2 separate regions of the Homo sapiens genome follow, and region 1 is linked to region 2. A link is an interaction called in ENCODE POLR2A ChIA-PET data of the cell type or tissue named here. Cell type or tissue: PC-3. All regions are shown on one strand. Each heading gives the region's core, and the rest is flanking DNA. Links, peaks and the distances in the headings are about the cores only. Region 1 overlaps MTCL1 (microtubule crosslinking factor 1). Region 2 has its middle 140 kb from the start of GACAT2.

Evidence for each region. Peaks named below come from ENCODE experiments on the same cell type or tissue, not always from the same donor. Only the 100,000 strongest peaks of a DNase experiment are listed, where the experiment ranks them.
Region 1: POLR2A ChIA-PET joins it to region 2 with 12 read pairs; 1 of 35 experiments calls an interaction of 5 or more read pairs at or near these places.

The regions. Positions count from the first base shown.
Region 1 is chr18:8,749,451-8,760,626 of GRCh38, forward strand. All of the region lies in intron 3 of MTCL1 (microtubule crosslinking factor 1), which reads left to right. Among named protein-coding and RNA genes, the nearest start is that of GACAT2, 47 kb to the left of the region's middle. In PC-3, for the core only: no CTCF peak of the experiment used is centred there; a DNase peak (open chromatin) is centred at 6,311; H3K27ac peaks cover 600 bases.
Region 2 is chr18:8,838,704-8,849,879 of GRCh38, forward strand. No RefSeq gene overlaps it. Among named protein-coding and RNA genes, the nearest start is that of GACAT2, 140 kb to the left of the region's middle. RefSeq lists an enhancer at 6,236-6,736. In PC-3, for the core only: no CTCF peak of the experiment used is centred there; DNase peaks (open chromatin) are centred at 6,228 and 8,668; H3K27ac peaks cover 3,227 bases.

The DNA of each region.
Region 1 (11,176 bases), core at 4,030-9,029, 89 kb before region 2:
CAGAGGGTGCTGTGGTTGAAAAACCACAGGAGGTTTTTCAAGGGAGAATGATATGGGCAGTTATATCTTTGGAAGGTAAGTGGAGGAAGAGTGAAGTGAGAAGACAGAGCCAGTGGAGAGGCTGTGGCCGTGGCCTAAGTGAGAAGAAAGCAGAGCCTGAGCTTGGGCAGATCCAATGGTGGGCCCGAGAGAGTGACAAGAGCACAGGGATGGGGTTTGGCCACCTGTAAATACCTGTAAGCACAGTGCCTCCCACTGGCCCTGGCCCTGGACCCCAGCGAACAGGGCTTAGGGCATGATCCTGGATCGTACAGACATGGGGGCCTATTCTTTCCTTGGCAACTATGGGACTTCGGGCAGGTTGCTTAATGGCTTGAACTTCAGTGTCTGCAACTGTAAAACTGAGTTGTTGGGACCCAGCTATAAACTTGTTTCGATGTTTCAGTAAAATAAAGCTTTGCTCTAAGAGTAACTTTACTACTAAGACTAACATAAAACTGTATTTTCAGTTTGTTTCTGTTAACCCATAGGGAATATTAAAGTTGCTGTTAGCTGGATGGTAATGTCATTTTATTTTTTATATTTGTTTTTATTTTTATTTATATTATTTTGAGACAGAGTCTCATTCCATCACCCAGGCTGGAGTGCAGTGGTGTGATCGCGGCTCACTGCAACCTTTGCCTCCTGGGTTCAAGTGATCCTCCCACCTCAGCCTCCCACTGAGAAGCTGGGATTACAGGCTCATGCCACCACACTGGCTAATTTTTGTATTTTTAGTAGAGACAGGGTTTCACCATGTTGGCCAGGCTGGTCTCGAACTCCTGACCTCAAGTGATCTGCCCGCCTCAGCCTCCCAGAATGCTGGGATTACAGACGTGAGTCTCTGTGCCCGGCCAGTAATGTCATTTTATGTCTTTCCCTGGTGTGACTGCCTAAGCGAAATATGCCTGGAGAGAGCCCGGTCCTGGAGGGTGCCCCTCCTCCAGGGTGGGGCCCCACCTGCTGCTCTCTGTGCCCTGGGCACCATGCAGAAAAGGCTGGGCAGCTCGGGCCAGTGCATTCTGCGCTTGTCTCCTGGCTGGCTGGAGGTGCAGAGGAAGGAAGGAAGTTTCTATCTTCTAATCAGATGGAGGGCAGGGAGGAGGTGTTGAATGCTACCAGTTCTTCCTTGGGGTTACCAACCTGGACCCCAAATGCCTATATCCAGAGGACACTGCCCTGCAACGGTCTTGAGAACATTTTTCTAGGCATGGGAAAAGTTGTAACAAGATTATGAACATGCTTTTTGAATGCATTGCAGTTATAATCAGATTATGTGTCTGATTTAAGGGAGTCTTGGCTTATAAGAGTGCTTTATTTTCATTACAGGGAAATGACTTGCTGGTAAAACTGAATTTATTTCCGGGAGTCCCAAGCTGGTCCCCCTTTGGCATAGCTGGGAGTGAGGCCTGCAGTTGCCTTCTCTGGATGCGTTGATAAAGTTACTGGCAAGGCGGCCTGAGTGCTGGGTAGGGTGGACAGATGCAGTGTGCACCGTGGCCAGGCCCTCTCGTGCTCCAAGGAGGAGGAGGATGGGGTGGACAGTGCCCTGGGCAGCGGGCCCCCAGAAGGACCAGTGGGTGTGGGCATCTGACTGCATGTGTGCATGACTCATGCACACATCTTTTCCGCACATGGACTGTGTCTGGATTCTGTTGAGAACAAAATATTTATGCAAAAAAGGTCTGTAAGGCTCAGGCTGCTGATGACTTTGCACTTTCACTTGGATGTTTATGTAGAATTTTCGACATGTTTGGACATAGCTTGTGTGTGTTCTGTCAAAAGAAGGCTCCAGAAGGATATTTCACCAGGTCCTCAGTTGTCTGTTTTAAGTTTTGCATGCGTAGACATTAAACATGCCTCTTTTGGTGACCACCCAGGAGTGAAACGCGATGCTTGATCTGTGCTTCTGAGGATGTAAGTGATGTTGCCGCTACTGTTACTGCTCAAAAGTGGGCCACCTAAATCCTTCCAGAATAGAATGGTATTGTTTTGGGACAAGATAACTGACATTTTGTGCTATAGTTTCTCCCTGGACTGCAATTTTTGACACTCATGTCATCAACACTCTAAAAACAAACGCTTTTTGGTTTTGAGGGTTTTAGCTCCATTCCCTTCAATAGTCAAGGAAATCCGAGGTGAATTTTCTCATTGGTCTGAGTCACCTGGTCCAGTGCAGGACGGGGTAGGTGTGAGGCAGATGTGGGGGGTACAGTTGAAGTGAGGTTGGCTGCTGTTGCAGAAGAGGGGGACATCACAATACAAAAACAATCTTTTTTGCTGTTATGAAGACTAGACGAGGTTAGAAATGCTCTGAGTTGGGGCAGATGGAGCCGTGGGATTCGCTTGTGAAAGTTGTTTCATTGACCTGCACACGAGGTGTTGAAGACTTAGCTCAGGGCAGCGGTGACGCGGAAAAGAAACGTTTAAGGCCAAGCTGCTGCAGACTGCACTTTCACTTGAATGTTTGTTCAGAATTTTAGCATGTTTGGACATAGCTGGTGTGTGTTCTGTCAAAAGAAGGCCCCAGAGGGATATTTGAAAAGAGGTTGTTGATAAATCTATAAGGCTGAAAGGTAAAGAAGGAGCGGGATGGAAAGGACCCCAGAGCTTTGACTCTAGGACATCCCGATGACAGAGATAGAGATGGCTGATTTGGGGAGAAGAGGGCCAGGTCAGCATTGACTTGCTGAGTATGAGATAAAACTAAATATAATCCAGTGTTTTAAGTTAGAACATTAAAAAGTTTTATTTTGAGTAAGATGTGTAAATATTGTGACTTTATAAAAAGTCATCTGCCTATCCAAAGTACTGAGCAGTGGTTTTGAAAAATTTGTTAAAGTTTTCTCTTTTACTATTTAAACTTCCATGTACTAGTTGAATAGGAACTGATAGTTGTTAACATAACTTTTAAATCGAATTTTTTTTGTGTTATTGCTTTCTTTAGCAACTGTGCCTCTCTTTTTTATGTTTGATTTGAAGGAAAGTTTTAAGAAGGCCTGGCCTGGCACTTGTCCCAGAGGAATGCATGTGGCATAGCAAGTTAAAGAGTGCAAATGTCTGCTGTCTTAGAGGGCTGAGTTTGTATGCTACAGACCCACAGAGTATTTCCAAGGTTCTTGGGGGGTAACTATTTAAAAATCTTTCTTGTTACCATCCCAATTGTTAAACACAATAGAATGATATTGAAAAATATTGTCATAAAGACAGTCTAGAAATGATGAAGAATCAATTCAGCCACTTATCAGATGCTACCAGTTGCTCCTGGGGTTCAGGCACCCTATTGCTGGGTGCGTAGGCTATTTCTACAAACAACATATCCCCTGCCTCCAAGAGGAGTGACACAAGGTGGCTCTGGGCTTTGGACAGTGCACAGTGAGCCATAATGAGGCCTGAGTACAGTGCCACAAAGAGCTGGACATGAGCAACCTCAGAAAATACAGTGGGCAAACAGGCAAATGCGTGGAGACGTCGCCGTATCGAACATGGCCATCCTGACCTGCTCCTGTATAAAGAGGATGGTTTTTACTATAGACCCCTAAGGCTATAAGACCAGGTGGCCTCAAGCAGAGCCACAGCAGCCCACAGAAAGAGATGAGAGTAGAACAAATAATCCCGAACTTCTGGCACAGACAGAAGTCTTCATGCACATTCATACCTGGACCCAGGGAAGCCCAACATGGGTGAGAACGTTTTCATAAAATGCTAAAATCATTGTTTAAAATAGCCAGTGCTACATTCCACTGTTAGAGGCATGGCCTTCTAATCCAGTTGTTTACCTATGAATCAACTATGATGTCAATTTTTTAAAAAATGGGAGACACTTATTGTTTGAAATAAAGGTATTGACAGATCTGGGATTTGATTTTACTGTACTCACAAGCTAACAAGCTAGCCTCCTACCATTCCGTGGATGCTGGCAGAAGACATGAGACTCCTGGATCAGAGACAAAGGACTCATTACTCAGGGCACAGCAGGCAGCATCAGCACAGTCAGTTTTCCTTGTCCCCACATCCAGTAAGCATGACCCAATGGGCCCAGATGGATGCCTTTGAAAGACAGTCCAGCTCTGCCCTGACTCCCTGGTCCTTTTTACCTGGTGACATCAGAGAGCCCCTGATGTGAGCTGTGGTGTCACAGCTGGGGAACACTGAGCCTGGAGAACCCACCATGTTATAGCCATTTTATAGTAAGCAAGCCTGCTCTTTGTTGCAGAGGGAGACATCACCTCAGCCATCAAGGTTTCTCACTGCAAACACGGTCCTGAGAAATAGTCCAGGTAGTGTATGGTTCCAGCCTTGCATTCACGACACACCCAGCAAGCTGTGTAGGAGTGTAAGAGGCCCATGAAGACTGTCTCCTAGTGACATAAATATATAAAAATAATGATACTGTAGGTAAAAATCTGAGAGGACTGTTACAATTTGTGACTGTTAATATGGGACCATTTCATACCATTTGGTGATATACTTCAAATTTAAAATATGTATTAATTCTTATTTCAAACTGAAAATTTTATTGCTTTTCATACAGACTTACGTGACAAGCAACTGGTTGAAATTTTCCCCCTACTTCCTATTTATTTATTTATTTATTTTGAGACACGGTCTTGTTCTTTCGCCCAGGCTGGAGTGCAGTGGCACTGTCTTGCCTCACTGCAACCTTTACATCCTGAGTTCAAGCAATTCTGGTGTCTCAGCCTCCTGCATAGCTGGGATCACAGGTGTGCACCACCACGCCTGGCTAATTTTTGTAATTTTAATAGAGACGGGGTTTCACCGTGTTGCCCAGGCTGGTCTCGAACTCCTGGCCTCAAGCGATCTGCCCACCTTGGCTTCCCAAAGTGCTGGGATTACAGGCGTGAGCCACCGCGCCTGGCCTCTCCTTTATTTTTAAGCAAGCATCTATAAAATAACCCCATGTGTATAAGTGTATAATACTCTACCAGGAGCTTTTGGGAATATGGAAGAAGTAAAGGGTTCAGTTCTTGCCCTTGGCTTTATAACATGTTAGAATGATGAGACAGCATTACAGGAAACAAGCAAAGTAAATCCATCAAGTGCCTGGTAATGAGATACCAGTAATGTCAGAGAGAAAAGGGAACCAAGTCGTTTTGTAAGATTTTGATGGAATCTTATGATAGATGCAGAGTTTTAAATTTGTATTTTTGCAGCCATAGCCACCCAGGTTCCTAGTAGCTTTAGTATAGATGCGTGCAGTTCTGCAAAATGCCTGCTATCTAATGTTGCCTTTTTCTTCCCAATTCTGTTTTATATTCTCTCTTGTTCTCCATTTCTTGGTCCCTGTCTCTCTGATGTATGAAGTAAGTATTAGTGGAAAGAGGGCTTAGCTCTTCAATCTTTTTGATGGGAAGAACATAGCTTGCAGGTGGAGTACACCTGAGAGTCTCCAGCTCTGCCCTGACTCCCTGGTCCTTTTTACCTGGTGGCATCAGAGAGCCCCTGATGTGAGCAGCCTGGTGCGTTTGGTCCTGCAGGGGTTATCTTGAATCACTGATAATATCTGGGAGTGCTTCGGTCACTTTTTTGTGAAAGTGGCTATGTTAGCGACACAGCACATTTGAGTAACACCGCCTGTTGCACCAAATGCCCCCGTGCCACGGCTGCTCTTGCTGCCACTCTGAGTTAAATGGTAACTTCTTAATGCATAGGACGACTGTGGCTCAGCGCCACCAAAGGACTTGCCCAAGGTCACACGCGTGACAGGACGAGGGGCAGGACCTAGGCCTTCTCCTGCCAAGGTCGCAGGTGCTATTTGGGATGTCGTTTGTTGCTTTTGTTGTTTTAACCGGGATTGGTTTGAAATGAAAATGACCACATCAGCACAAAGCACCGTGTTTAGTCCTTGATTTTCTCCTCAACAGGTTGGAGTTTAACAAGGGATTGGGTGGTGGCGAGGTCGTTCTTTGGCCCCAGTCTTGCAGCGTGTGTGAGTGTTACTCTTTATGAAATGCTGATGAACCAAGCCAGCTGTCATTTCTCCCAGGAGCACTTCAGGGACATCTCACACGCTTCTCCTCACTCTCCCTGGGACCAGGTCTGTCCCAGAAAACCTTCCTGAGGCCATGCAGCTTCTGAGTTCCAGGACATCTCTCGGGTGGCCCCAGGAGAACCTGACCTATTTTGTGGCAGATCATGACTATTTTTAGAGTCTAAACCACCTTTAAAAGACAGACTATCATCCTCTTTCAGAGAATATAGTCCAATCAAGTCAACAGAATGTTCACAGGGAGTGGGGCACGGAGGAGGATGTGGTTTTGGAGGTTATACAGTAAGTTATGAAGCATGACACAGATGTGATTCTTTTCATCTATTTTGTTAGGTCTGTATTCAGAGTAAGAATTATTAGCCAGGCATGGTGGCTCATGCCTGTAATCCCTGCACTTTGGGAGGCCAAGGCAGGAAGATCACTGGAGCCCAGGAGTTCAAAACCAGCCTGGTCACCATAGCAAAACCTTGTCTCTATAAACAAAAACATTACTTAGGTGTGGTGGTGCACACCTGTAATCCCAGCTACTCAGGAGGCTGAGGTGGGAGGATTTCTTGAGTGCAGGAATTTGAGGCTACAGTGGGCCAAGATCGCACCACTGCACTCCAGCCTGGGAGACAGAGCAAGACCCTCTCTAAAAAAATAAAGAATAACCATGCACAAGATTTAACACGTTCATACTGGGGTCTCTCTTGTAGGTCAGGGCCTTTCTGGAGGTCGTCAGACCATGCGGTGACTTCTAACCCATGTCACATTTCCACTACAGAACAGTGTGAGATTTCAGCCTTAGCCATGAAAAAGAAGTGTGTGTGTGTATGTATGTGTGTATATATATGTGTGTGTATATATATGTGTATATATGTATATATGTGTATATATGTATATATGTGTATATATGTATATATGTGTGTATATGTGTATATATGTGTATATATGTATATATGTGTATATATGTGTATATATGTGTATATGTGTGTATATGTGTGTATATATGTATATATGTGTGTATATATATGTGTGTATATATGTGTGTGTATATATGTGTATATATATGTATATATATCTCAAAGGCAAGAGATCCAAATTCTCACTTAGGTGGAGTTTCAGGAATGTTGAAGGAGAGAGGCAAACTTGTTGGAGAAAAGAAAAATTTAGAGCCTTTAAAGGTGAGGAAGAAAGGAAAAATAGGAGTGTTTTTATCTCTTTATGCAGTGAGGTCCAGAATCCAGCCATTGTCAGTTCTGAGCATCTGGGATGTGGCCAAACCGCAGGGTGCTTCAAAAAGCCTCTGAATTCCCAAAGAAGTTGCAGTGAATCCCAAGGAATATATTTAGTGGGCAAGGTCTCCTCTTAGAGCCCTTCCCTGTGAAGTTAGCTGGATTTCTATCTCCTAGTGGCTGTCGTTGTCTAAGGCCCCAGTCCCTGGTGGATGTGACACTTGCAAAGCAAAGGGCACTGCAGACACCCTAGTGATGAGTGAGGGGAGCAGCATTAGCACCGTGGAACTGTCAGCCAGAGAGCTACAAGGTAGGGTCCCCAAAGACTGGTAAGAGGACCCCAGACACAAGGAAGATGTTGACCTGCATTCTGTCATTTTCATATAAGAAGGCAGGAGACTGCCTGTGCCTCTTTGGAAAGAGTACCTGAGAATGAGAAATTCTGGCTCTCCCACTGCTGAATGCCATGGGCAGCTGTGGTGTTTTCATCCCAGGTTCAGAATTTCCAGGAGTCTAGAACTTCACAGCCATCTATAATGCTTGACTCTGTGTATTTAATTCTTGCTTTAAGTTTTAGCTTCTACAGGAGAAAGCTTCAGTTCCCTGGAAACATAGGAAACCTCTTTTCCTGAGGTTGCCAGATCAGGAGTAGCCGCTGTAGGATAAAAGATGTGTGTCCCGGCAACCAAGGAGACCCCCCAGACTTTGTAACAGGTGATTCACCTCCAAAAAGGTTCTTCCTTTAAGAAAGTTTCCATAAAGTTTTTATAGAAAATACAGGTTAAAAACAAAAATAGAAGAGGCTGGGGAGCCGGGAGACCTGTCATCGTGTGAGCATCTGCTGTCACTGACAATCAGTCAGCAGTGAGGAGACCCCGGCAGGGATCTAGAACAGGAAGGGGCGTGTGTGCAAGGGCCGTGTCCCCTTGCAGAAGCACGTCTATGGCAAATGCCAGGGCATGTTTGGAGACACATTTGCATTTTTGAGATTTTTTTTTCAGGAGTATTGTCATCTAATAAAGGTGATCTGATAAAAGTTTCACAGTTTTTGAAAGCAATAGGTTTTTACTATGGGTGTTAAATGCTATCATTGTCTTTTATTGTTATTGCTGTCAATAAAATGTATGGTTCTTTTGACATAATTTTTCTTCCTTTGGTTTTAGAACCTTGGATTTGGCTGGAAAAGGTTTTAAAGACTGACTTGTCAGCTTTTTTATCCAAGAAAGATAAAAGGAAATATCACAAGCTGCTCCTTTGTGAAGTGTTTTCAATAATGACTCAAAGTTGATGAGTAGCACCCAGTCTTTTTTTTTTTTTTTTTTTGAGACAGAGTTTCACTCTTGTTGCCCGGGCTGGAGAGTGCAATGGCGCGATCTCGGCTCACAGCAACCTCCACCTCCCGGGTTCAAGCGATTCTCTTGTCTCAGCCTCCGAGTAGCTGGGATTACAGGCATGCACCACCATGCCTGGCTAATTTTGTATTTTTAGTAGAGACGGGGTTTCTCCATGTTGGTCAGGCTGGTCTCAAACTCCTGACCTTAGGTGATCCGCCTGCCTCGGCCTCCCAAAATACTGGGATTACAGGCGTAAGCCACCACGCCTGGCCACACCCACTCTTCTAATCCCTCAGGAGTTATGCCAGATCTACCACCAGGAGATCTTTCCACTCATCTAGTCATGGCTCACTCCTTGTTTCCTAGGTGGAAATAATTTCACACATTTTCTTCTTCTATGGATTTCAACAGTGTCCTTCACCTGGGGTTTCCTTCATTCATAGGATTTGGGGTAATTAAAGGCAAAGGATACAGTCTTTCAGGTTGATTAATCTCACCTGTGATAAGCATAGTGCTTCTGCTTTAGGATTCTAGGTAGGCTCCAGAACTTGATAAATCTAACATAGCCTGGTCTTGCATAAGTTGTGTGACTGCGTTCCTTTGTGCTGAAGTTTTCCTGAGAAAGGTTTGTACTTATCCCATATTTGGGCGCTTTCTCATCTCCCAAGGGCCCCGGGGACTTCAGTAATTGTAAATTCTTGGTTATCAGGAGTTTGCGATCAGACAATAATGGGTGGCACAAGGAAACAAAACTATTGTTGCAAATTCTGCTGATACCCAGGGAAACCAGATGACAAGATTCAAAACAGAGATGAGAGGACCAAATATACCTATCTTGCAGATTTCTCTAAAAAATTCCTCCCTTTCCCCCTCCACTTACTGGAGTTAGTGAAATCCAGTTGAAACACCTCCTCCGAAGTTTCAGTCCAAGGTAGTGACAGTAGAGGGGCAGAAGGACAAGAGGACAGCAGGGGGTGTGGAGAGCATCCTGGAGGAAAACGGGGATGTTGTTACTGTTTGCAATTCTGCATTTGCGATCACACTTTGAAGAAAATTGCCTGTGAGCAAAGTCTTCGTGTGGAAAGACTTAAGTAGCAGATCACATGCACGATGACGCTGAATGCTTCTAAACTTATTGATGTCTTAACAGGCCACCAAGCATGCCCTCTGCAGAGATCATCTGTATGACTTAGGTCTGAAAGTAAATGCTTGTTCTTCTCAAAGCAGAAAAACATTGTGAAGTATTTTCAGCATCTTTGCTGGGGCTCAATACTTTATTCATTCTTGGTCACTAGCTGGTATCTGAGCTGAGTTCAGGAGGAATTTGGAAAGAATCCTGTTGATTTCAAAGACTGCTGGAACATTGACTCTTTGAGGGTGAAGGGTTGACTATGATTTCTTCTGTACAGCTAGGAATATACAACCTTAATCCTTTCCCGCTGTGCTTAGATCATTTTGAGACTGCTTTTTCCCAAGGGCACTCTGAGACCCTTCTAGCAGGAGAGTTGGAGAGGTTCTCACTTGTCACAACCCAAAAACAATCTTATGGGAAGAAAACTTTTCAAAGAGCCAAAGGCCATAATGAGGCTATTACAAGGGAGTTGCCCTTCCAAGCCCAGGATTTTTAAAGAAGCATGTAATTGGCATAAATTTCCAGAAAAAAGTGTGATGGCCACAAATGTCAACGTGTTATTATAATAGATTTCCTGTTTCTACCAGTAATCTAGAAAATGCCAGATCTGGGTCTGCGGGGGGTCCCAGAGCTTGAAGCGGGATAGAGGTGGCACCCATCAGTGAGAGGTGCACGTCCTGGCAGAGGGAGGGTGGCGTGGTTTGCGATTCCCGGTTTCTCCAGGGGGCCCCAGGGGCTCATGCTCATGGGGCCTTGGTGTCCTGAGGGTGGGTCTGCTCCACCACAGCACATCGGGGCTATGCTGTAAAGTAGGTCAGAAGCGACTCCAGCTGTATGAGAAGCGCTTAGACCCCTATTTGCCCCCTTTGGGAGTCACCAAAATCCCAAAGCCACAGCACATTCCTTGTCATACCTTCTTCTGGAACATGGGCTCACCTCATGTCCATCTGGAACGCGAGAGCGGTCAGCAGGAGGTGGACAGTCCCTCAGTGAGTCCAACCTGCCTCCTTGTAAGTCCCTTCTCCGAGATGCAGTGCCGGGCTATGGAGGGTCTCAGGCTGTGAGGAAGGAGAACGGGTTCAAATCCTGGCCGTGTGGTGGGCAAGTTACTTCTTCTGAGCCTGTTCCCTCACACAGGAAATGAGAACAAGAGTCCCCACCTCATATTGGTGGTATTAGGATTCGGGATCTCAAATATAAAATGTTGGCTGTCTAAACTTGTTAGACGCAGATGCAAGTGCCATGTTTGCTAACGCCCCTGACATTCTCTAGGGCAGTGCCTTGAGGGGTGTGTTGTCATCTCAGCGGGGTGGCCCCACTCACCTGCTAGGAAGCAAATGTTAGGATTTTGACTTCTCAGTCAATACAGAGGGTCAGCTAGAGCTATATCAGGAATAGAAAGTAATGCTTGCAGTGTTTTCCTTTTCTTCATTCCTTTTTTCTT
Region 2 (11,176 bases), core at 3,943-8,942:
ACCATGTTGGCCAGGCTGGTCTTGAACTCCTGACCTCAGGTGATCCACCGCCTCGGCCTCCCAAAGTGCTGGGATTACAGGCATGAGCCACCACGCCCAGCCAAGACTTATTTGAAAAACAGCAACAATAATACTTCCCAGGGCTATTGTAAGGATTAAGGTTTGTTGTTTACCTATTGTGTGCAAGATACCATTCTAAGAATTGCAAACACCAGAGATAAACAGAAAAGACAAGCTCCCTGCCTTGTGAAGCTTAGTTATGAGAAACACATAGCAAACAGGGCTAAGTGGGATAGAGAACTAAGAGGCTTCCCTGGGTAGGTGCCGTTTGATCTGAGGCCTATGAACAAAAATCTGTCTACCAGGTAGAGGGAAGAGCTGGTGGAAAGTTGAGATGGGTTGGGGGGCATGAACTTGGTGTGTTCCAGGAAGTGGACGAAGGCCACTGTGGTCACAGCAAGGTGGGCAAGGGCACCAGAGAGGGGCAGGAGGAGGGGTCAGGGAGCTTAAAAGAGGCCTAGTGGTCCACAGTAAAGGGTTTAGATTTTGTTCTAGGTGAGGGGGAAAAAAAAGCCATTGGAAGATAAAAAGCAAGGAGTTACAAAATGTGATTTGCATTTTTAGATTACTGTGTTAAGGATTAGAAGTGGATGAGATTGGAAGGCTTCCAGATGCAAGGCTGTGGTGTTGACCCAGGGAAGCACCAACGATGGCTTGAACAGGTTTTCTGCTGCTGTTATCAGCCTCACCACCACCAGGCCAGCCGCATGCTGCTTGGCAGGAACCACGATCTAGCAGGCCCTGCTGCCAAACTCCAGAATCTACCCCAGCTGTTCAGCTAGAAACTGAAGGAAGCCCTTGGTTATTCTTCTGCTGCCTCTCAGTCCAGGCCAGTCTTCCTGCAAATGGCCTTGGGCCAAGAAGAACCTTCCAAACCCCATTCTCTTCAGGGCACAGGATTGCACAGCAAGCTTCACAGGCCTTTCTACCTTGTCTTTTTAAGGTGCAAACGCCTTCTCCAACTTTTAGGTTGGGGCTTCCAAACTATTATCAGTCATTTATAATTTGGTAAAAATGAGTTCCTTCTCTTTAAATTTTTTTTCATCAGGGGACAACTGAGGTCTCTGAGTGTGGGGCTGGGTAGGCACAGCTCTCGATGCTACTGCACAGTCTAATCTGAGAGAATAGAAAAGGAGCACAAAGAAAGCTGACTGCTTCTTTTTCCTAGGCCCAGTTCTGTCTATTAGATTGAAAGGCCCCAGTTCTGTCTATTAGTTTGAAAAAACCCACTCCACTTCAAAGACAGAGGCTTCTATAACTTCCCAGCAAGCTAATGAACTTCAACAGGGGTCCAGGAATCCAAATAAAAGTTCATAATTCTCATGGTAATCCCAGAATGAATTCATCAATCATCAGTGGCCCCAGATCTACAGGCCAATCCCAGCCCATGTGGTCCCCTATAAATATCATTTTAAATTGGTTAAAATAAAAACAAAGCACTGAGGAAGCGATGATAAAATCAGTGCACCTAAAAGTAGCCGTTGGAATGATAAATGCCAAATTTCGGGAGAGTGATGTAAGCAATTATCTATAAAACTGCTTGTATTTCTTGAGTCATTTCATTTAAGGGAATTTACCCCAAATAACCCCAATGAAATCAAACTAATTTACAGAATATATTTGTAGCAGTACAATACCGTAAAATTTGGAAACAGGCTAATCAAATTATGGTCCATCAACAGGTTTCACTACTGTGCTTGTTCACCTAATAAACACTCCTAATGGCCAAGTACTGGGCTAGCCTGGTGAGGAAACAAAGCTAACCACGACCTACCTGCTCCCCAGGGGCTCCTGACCTAGTTGAGGGAGTTCAATTACCTGGGCTCCAATCCTGCTCCAGTGCTTTCTCACTGAATGGCCTGTGGAAAGTACCTACTCCTGAGCCTGAGTTGTCTCATATGCGAAATGGAAGTAATAACAGTAATCACTGTTAGGCAGGTTATGAGGACTAAACAAGATAATACTGGTTAAGCACTTAGAATAGTACCTGGTACTAAATTTTGTTAAAAGAAGTAATTGTATAAATGGCAAATTATAACACAATATGAAAAGTGCTATAATAGTATATGTAAGTATACAGTGAGGACATAAAGGGCTTCATTCTGTCTGGGAGGATGGTCTAGGAAGACCTCACACTGACCTGTTTGGTAAGAGTCCTTTGTAGAATGCATAAGATTTCTGCAGGTAGAAATGGTGAGGGAACAGAAAGAGTGAGAGAGAAAATTTCAAAATGTACTACCTAGGTTATGCATGTAATACTCCTTTCGGATTTTGCAAGATAAATATAAAACCCAAGTGGGGAAAAGGAGCTCAGCCCTCCTGATACCCAGGACCCTGCCATCCATCCTAACATAGTAATCCCCTAGTAACAGCTAACAGCATGCAGTGCATGCCCTAGCAGAACACCAGTTTACTCCTTTCCAGGCATACCATCTTCTATGGCATTTTGTAGGAACAGTCACCTTTCATCCTATTCCCGTGAAAAACTCTCCCTCCTTACACCCCATCAGTTCATGTCAACTTCCTCCAGCGTGTCCTACTGACATGGGCAGCAACATCCATACTGTCTTGTGGGTTTGTGGCTGTTTACTTGTGAGATACACTCTAGACAGGTGCCAAAGTTCTCAGGGTAGTGCTAACAAAAAGGAGATATATATAAATTTTGTTGTGTTAGTCATTAGAGCTGTTCAAAATATTCCATTTGCTCCCTCTGAAGACATAATAAAATCACACTTTTCCACTGCCCTTTGAAGTGAGGTACAGTTCTTTGGCCAATAAAATGTGAACAGTAGCCACATGTGTCACTTCCTGCGGGAAGTTTTTAGAGCCAATGCCCACTTACCATATTCCTTTTTCTGCTTCAGCAATTGTAGAAGCATCACATGAGGGGATCCTTCAGTGACCGGGATGCATGGACTCACTTTATGAAGCATGAGTGAAAAATGAGCTCTTACTACGTTACACCACTGAGATTTGGGGAATTGTTCATTAATGCGGCATAACCTGGCCAATACTGACTGAATAACTGTCTAAAAAAATGGAAATACATATATAAGTAACATCAGGGAAAGAAATCAAAACAGAAGACAGAATTTCCACAGCATATAAAAATGCCACTTCACATTAACAGAGGTAAAAGAATTTCAAGCTCTCCAAAGATTTTTTCTCCCTTATTCAACTCTCTGACTTCATAATAAAATAAACTTTCAGTTCCTTTGGCTAAGAGGTAGATGAAAGTAGAATTGAGCTCACTAGTGAACTAGCTACGCATATGAGGCAAAAGGACTGGGCTAAATATTCCCAGGATGCTGCTCCTACACTTACTCCTTTTTCCTCCAAACACTTGTTGAAAAAGTACAGGTTGCATTCCTCCCTTGAGCCAGCACACTGAGACAAAGGTGAATAGTAATTTTCCTAGGGAATTACAAATGCAAGTGGGAAGGGACCTTAAGAACATCCTAACCAAACCTTCATTTTATACATACTTTCAATAACCGCCCACATTCTCTAGCTGCTTACTAGTGCCGGGTGCTTTCCCTATAACGTGGCACAGCAGTCTCTACCTGGCTGCATCTTAGAATCATCTAGAGTGACTTAAGGCTCCACCCCAGACCAAGCAAATCAGAATCTCTTGGATGTGGCTTCTGGTAATATTTTAAATGTTTCCCCTTGTGACTCTAATGAGCAGCTGGGATCAACAGCCAACAGTAGAGGAGAATTTCTTAAGCTAGTGGTTCCTAAACTATAATGCACACTGGATCACCAGGGAGTTTCAAAAACCCTGATGCCTGGCCAGGCACAGTGGCTCATGCCTGTAATCCTAGTACTTCGGGAGGATCCCCTGAGGCCAGGAGTTTGAGACCAGCCTGGTCAATATAGTGAGACTCCATCTCTACAAAAAATAAAACAATTAGCCAGGTGTGGTGATGCATAGCTGTAGTTCCAGCTACTCTAGAGGCGGAGGCGGGAGGATCACTCGAGCCCAGGAGTTTGAGGCTGCAGTGAGCAATGACCACATTACCACACTACCAGCCTAGGTGACAGACCAAGACCTTGTCTAAAAAAAAAAAAAAAAATCAATGCCTGGCCCCACCCGAGACCTCCTGATGTAACTGGTCTGGGGTGAGATCTGGGCATCAGAACTTTTTAAAGCTGCCTAGGTAATTCCACTTTGCAGCAACATTTGGGAGCCATGGTGGTAAGCGGATTTAAGAGTCTGAGGTCTGGTCAGACAGACATGGGTGCAAATTCTCCCTACCATACTGTGTGATCTTGGGCATTGTTCCTTGCCCTCTCTGGAGTTGAGTTTTCTCATGTTGTCAAGTGGGAGAACGACAGCATCTTTCCAAGGTGGCTCTGAGGGACTAATGAGGCTGTGAGTGACTGCAGGACCTGTCACATGAGAACTGCTCAACAAGTGCAAGTTGCTGTTGTCTCACTGAATTCTTCCAGTCAACCTGCCAATCAAGGTGACTGCCCTACTTTTATAGCTACAGGAACTGAGGATCAGAAAGGTATTTGGCTGTCTCAAGATTACACAGTAATTACCAGCAAAGCAGGCTTTCACACCAATGCTATACTGACCAGGTACTTGCAAGCTGACCCCAAACCCACTGCAATAACCACCCCTCTGGGAAAGCAAATGGAGCCAGGCTGCACGTTGTTGAACTGGCCTCACTAAAGGACACGATGTAGGCTGTCATGGTGGACCTGGGCCCATCTCAGCTCACCAGCTTCTGCCCTAGAGCTTAATAGACTAAATTACGTCTTGAATTTCACCGACTTCATTTCATCTCTTTTCAAGGTTGCAAAATAGCCTCAAATGACCTATTTGACCAGAATCCTTTCCTCAGTGTATTCTAGAAAAGCAATAGCTACTGATGACTGTTTCTTTTATTAATGTGGTACCATTTCTAAAGGGATCATGGCCTGTTAAATCCTCACATAACTCATGACAGAAGGATGAACTCAGACACTACTGACACATTATTATATTTGCCAAATGGCTTATGGAGAAGACAGGGAATTTGCCTAAAGCACTTCTACACCCTGAAGTATATATAATACTTTGACCCAATGTGTGAAAAAAGTATACAACCACAGTACTAGATGGGGTACCCAGCACCCTTAGGACCACAGGTTTACTTTGTTTACTGAAAACGTGTGTTCATCACTAAGAAGATGCCATCAGTGCACCGCCCCAGGTACCCCCACCAAGGCCCCGCCCTGTGTGAGGGCTGAAATCTTGGGGAAAGGAAGACAAGTGTTCAGCTCATCTTCTCTCATCTCCATCATCCTCTTACTCCTATATCTGGACATACACAATTGACTTTTCCCTGCTATGTAAAGTGACACAACCATTTCCAGAAATTCCCTCATCCCCATTCAATTAGAATGAAACCCCTACGCTGCCCCTACATAGGAACTCCGGAACAGCCACAACCGTGCTAAGGCAAAATTTCCCCTGCAAAGACGAGGAGCTACAGGGTTGCAGGACTAACTGCCTGTGCTGGTAATTTTGATGCCCCCAAGAATGCAGAAGGGATTTCTGCATGTGAAAAGCCACCATCCTCTTGGCCATAGAAAGGACCTACCAGTCACTTCTTGCCTTGCTGGCTCCACCATGAACGTGAACAAGGCCACTTCTAGACCCTACTGGCTGCAAACACTCCAAATAACAAAGCAAAAGCATCATCCCCCTGAGAACACTGTGTCCCTAAAAGTCAAATCTAAATTGAACTGAATTATCAGAGCCATGACAGATCTTGTCTAATTTTACCCTGCCCCACTTAGGGGAGGAGCCAGAACCAAGCTGATGTTTTAAAAATGAAATTTGGGACACTGTACTCAAGGCACAAATGCCCCATAAAGCAGCCTCAAAACCGATAGTTTCAAGATTCAATCCAATGATTAACTTGCTGTCTGTGAGATCAGACAGGCAGCAAAGTGCATCCACGGCAGTCAAGGCAAAGGCTGCAGTTAACACCTAAGCACGACATTGGCGCCCGGGGGGCTGCAGGCGGGGCAGTGACGCGAGTGGCCCAGTGAGGTACAGGAGCCCGCCTTGTTGCCTAGCAATGCCGTGCAGACGTCACTCTTTGGAGCATCAGTAGCCACAACCGGTTAACACATTACTCTGGCATTTCAACAAAGCATAAAATGAGCTTTCAATCACTGCTCCAGGTGGCAGATAAAATGCAGCGGATGGGGCATGTGCGTCAGAGGCAAGAACCCCTACCTCTGCCTCTGCATTTAAGATGACAAGATATTCTTCCCCAGGGCGGAAGCGCACCTTGTGTGTGTCCGGCCAGGTGGTGCAGCCCAGCAGGCTGCTGTGCACTTGCCAGGGAAGGCTGGTTTCTGCTTCCAGCTTCCGCAGGCTAATGCCGCTCTGCCACGTGCAGTGAGAGGAAAGCTAAGGCAACTTACTGTCCTTGCTGGAACCACGAATTAACAAATTAGGGCTTAATGGGCACACTGGCTTGTAGGCCCCACGGAAACAGGAGAGGTCTCTTCCTTGTGACCTCACAGTGTTCTGCATAAGTTTAGGTGACCTTCAATAAATGCTTGTTGGATCCAATACCCTCATTTATGATTCTGGGGGGAGTAGGTGCATTAAAATTTAAGGAATATGTAAAAAAGGACACCCTGTCATTTGAGACATGGATGAACCCGGTGCATTATTTTAAGCGAAATGAGCCAAGCCCAGAAAGACAAATACTACGTGATCTCACTTATATGTGGAATCTAAAAAAATTGAACTCATAGAAACAGAGAATAGAGGTTACCAGGGCTGCGGGGGTGGGGGTGGGTTGAGGAGATGTTGATCAAAGTATAACATCAGGAGGAATTAGTCAGGAGGAATATGTTCAGGACATCTGCTATACAACATGGTGACTGTGGTTAAGAACAATGTACGGTATAATTGAAAACTGCTAGGAGAATTGATTTTAAATGTTCTCATCACACCAAAAAAGATAAGTACGTGAGGTAAATGATATGTTAATTAGCTTGATTTAGTCATTCCACAATATATACATATATCAAAATATCACGGCCGGACGCGGTGGCTCATGCCTGTAATCCTAGCACTTTGGGAGGCTGACACAGGCAGATCACTTGAGCTCAGGAGTTCAAAACCAACCTGGGCAACATGGTGAAACCCCATCTCTACAAAAAAAAGAAAAATACAGAAAATTAGCCAGGCACGGTGTTGTATACCTGTAGTCTCAGCTACTTGGGAGGCTGAGGTGGGAGGATCACTTGAGCCTGGGAGGCAGGGGTTGTAGTGAACGGAGATGGCACCACTGCACTCCAGCCTGGGTGGCAGAGCCAGACCCTGTTAAAAAAAAAAAAAAAAAAAAAAAACCCATCATGCTGTACAACATAAATATGTATAATTTTTACTTGTCAATTTAAAAATAAAAAATATAGGTTGGTCACAGTGGCTCATGCTTACAATCCCAGCACTTCAAGAGGCTGAGGTGGGAGAATTGCTTGAGCTCCAGTTGAAGACCAGCCTGGGCAACATAGCAAGAACCCATTTCTACAAAAAACATTTTAAAAATTAGCCAGGTGTGGTGTCATGTGCCTGTAGTCCCAGCTACTCAGGAGGCCGAGGCAGGAGGATTGCTTGAGCCAAGGAGTTTGAGGCTGCAGTGAGCTATGATCATGCCACTGCACTCCAGCCTGGGTGACAGAGAGACCCTGTCTCTAAAAAATAATTAAAGAAAGAAAGAAAAAGTAAAACATAAAAATAAAAAATTATAAAATGTAAAGAACATAGCCTAAGCCATATAACCTGAAAGACTCATTGCGTAGCATAAACACACGTGATAATAAGCACATTGTAATGCTAATAACTACAGTGCATATGCTAACTGATGGTTTCACAAAGTGCTGTTATACACATCATTCCCTGACTGTTCAGGACTTGGGGACCTGAATGAAGCACGTTTTCACACTCAGTCACTTTCTCAGCCCTGTCTACAACTCTCCCTTGCTTAGGTCTTCTCCTTGTCACTAAGGTGCTCACGAAGCTACTAACTGCTCTCCCTGGGAGGCTCTCAGAGGGCCCTGCTCCCCTCAGATTCCCCTTGAGGGGCTTCCAGAAGACATCAAAACAGGTCCTGAGCTATTCCAGACTCAAGGGAAAGGGGAGACAGGAAAAGGAGGTGTCAGAAACGTCACCTCTCTCCTCTACCTCCAGTAAACCGCCTCCACTTAGTCCCCAGAATTATTGGCTGGGCCAAATATGTCTAAGTCTTTTAATCAATAATAAACAAACATGATAACAATTACTTATTAAGCACTTGACCATGTGCCACGTATTATCTCATATAATACAACAATCCTAAGCATCTTTTTTCTCCCCCTAAGCGTCTTGTAGATGAGGAAATGGAGACTCAGAGAGGTGAGGTCACTTATAGGGAGTAAGAGTGGAACCAGCAATTCAGATCCTGGACCATCAGACCCAAAACCCATGCTTGTAGCCAAGCCAGCTCATGCTCCTTCTGCGTGACTCAGCCTCTCTGCCCTGATTCCATACAGAAATCTCCCAGCAGCACTTCTGAATATCTCCAGAAATGCATCATTACTACTATTGTTCCCTACCCATGCCCCACTTGGGGACCATCAGTGAAAGGTAGCAGAGAGGTTTCACATCCGTGTATTCATTCACTCAGCAAACATTTCAGGAGTACCCACCCTGACTGGCCACTCTTCTACACTCTGGGCACAAAGTCAAAGAAAACCTAGTTCCTGCACTCAAGAGAAGGAGACACATATCCAAGCAAATACATTCAGAAGAGCATGTTAGACAAGGCAGGGAGAGGCCCGAGAGGCTTGGGGAAAGGCGTAGCCACTCTACTGGTAGCTCAGCAATGACATCACAGAGTAGATGAGACATTCAAGTCCTGTCATCATCTTCAAGTAAGACTGATTAAGCCCCATGGGTGGTATGTCCAGGGTTCATACCCAGAGACCTTACAAACAGACAACTCCCTTAGTCCTGGAGAGACAAATCCTATCCCAGCCCCTGCACAGTGGCCCCTTGTCTGCAATCATTTGGCAGATATTTCAGCTCTACCTTGTGCTTGGTGCTCTGCAAGGGGCTGGACATACTGCAGGAACCAGAGGAGACCAGGTTCCCAGCTTCACGGAGCTAACGGCTTTGTCACCAGACCTGTCACACACCGAAAAACTGCCCAGGCATTTGTTAAAGCATTGACTCTTAACAGGAATTTTTTGTGGTGCAATTTGAAAAGCTGGCACATGCACTGTTGCAAACAAACTAGTTTAAGTCAGAGCTCTTGCACCAGATGCTGTGGGTGATGTGAGGACAGAGGCATGGCCAGTATCTGCAGCGGCCCAGGGCCAAGAGCCTTGACATGTTGATGTTTGCCAAGCAGTGTGCTTCTGTAAGGTGACATTTTGTTAAAAATAGGTGATCTGTGTGAATGAGCCCATTTCTCAAAGTCTTCCAGGAAATACGATATGTACATATTTCATTCCCATCCTCATCACTACCCTCCAATATCCATTCTTCTATTAATTGTGCAGGTAAGGCTATCATGAAGAGTTTACAATGAGTGGATAATAAATGAGCAGGGCTTGGAGTAGGATGTGCATAAAATCCCAACTGTATTTGAAACTACTGTTGGACTCTGATAACTCTAGCGCCTATCCTGCCAGCCAAGCAAGATGATAAACAGATGTTCAATGTCTCTGCCTCAATTCTCAGTTTCACTCTTATTATTACTATTTCTTCCCGTTTATTCAGTCATCTTTCTGTCCAGCCCCAACCTCGCATCCATCCATCCATCCATCCTCCATTCACATCATTCTCTCGTTCATTCCGGGGCACTGGTTATTAAGAGATCCCCAGTGCATCCTCCTGGCTCAGAATAAGAGATGATTCTGCAGAGAAAGAAAGAAGGCTATAGTGAGGAAGCTTGTATGAGTAATAAAATAACAGCAGCAAGGCTTGTGAGAAGATATTTTCTGGAAAGCTCTGTCTGATAATAGACTCATGGCTCCCACAGGGAAGAGCTACTTGGTAAGCCTCCAGCTGGGTGTTACAGTTATACCCACACAAGATGCCCCCCAGGAATCCTGCCACCCCTAAAGCCACACTTCCTTCCCAAGCAGACCAGCCCCAACTCTGAGGGAGTCACAGCTCTGGGCCAGGTGGCTACCCTCCATGAAGCAGGTAGGGGAAATCTTTCTCCTCCTCCTTCTAAGGCAGCTCCTGTTCATGGACTGTACACCAAGATCTCCTAGGGCAAGGAGTGATGCTATTTCATACCACTTGCTATTTCTTACCCGAATGAAGTGTAAGAGAGTGAGTTAAGAGTACAGCTCATGCAGGCCTTTTGTGCCAACCTATCAGTCATGATATGATTCTACATAGAACCCAAATCCAACAACAATACTACCTTCCTTCCAACTTCTGATCATACACTGCTGCTAAATTACCCCCAGGAAGCTTGCATCGCACCGTGCATCCACCTTGTGTGTGTGCAGTCTCCCAGTGTACTCTGTTATTATGTGACTATATGTCCAGTTTAAAGTCTGATTACAGATCCATACTGTAGTCAGGATTCTTTCACTCAGTTAATCAACAAAGATTAACTCTCCACCACATCTCTATCTCGGAGCCAGAGATACAGAAATGAGCATGTAGAGAAGTGGTTCAAGGGACTCCTCAGAGTCCAGTGGAGGAGAAAGGTGTAAATCCACTTTACTATAGCACAAGGTACTATGGTGATGGACAGGGTAGACCTAATTCTACCTTGGGGGTAGCAAACACAAACAAAAGGGAACTCCATGAATGTCACTTTCTGGAGATAACTATTTTCACCTACTTAGGGATGAGACTCTTGACTTAGATAGGGCTCACCTTTCTCATTCATGTTTCCTATATGAAAAATATCTAGCTAGACTCTTTAATTCAGAACTTTATGGGTGTGACAAATGATTGAAGAAGTATTACAATGTAGCATCCACATTAGAGTCAATGAGTGAATCATGAACTCTGATTGTGGCTTGCAGCCTTCTTGTCATTAAGGAGGCAGTGATGCCTGCTAACTAGTGTGGCCAGGGGAAGTATGGTATG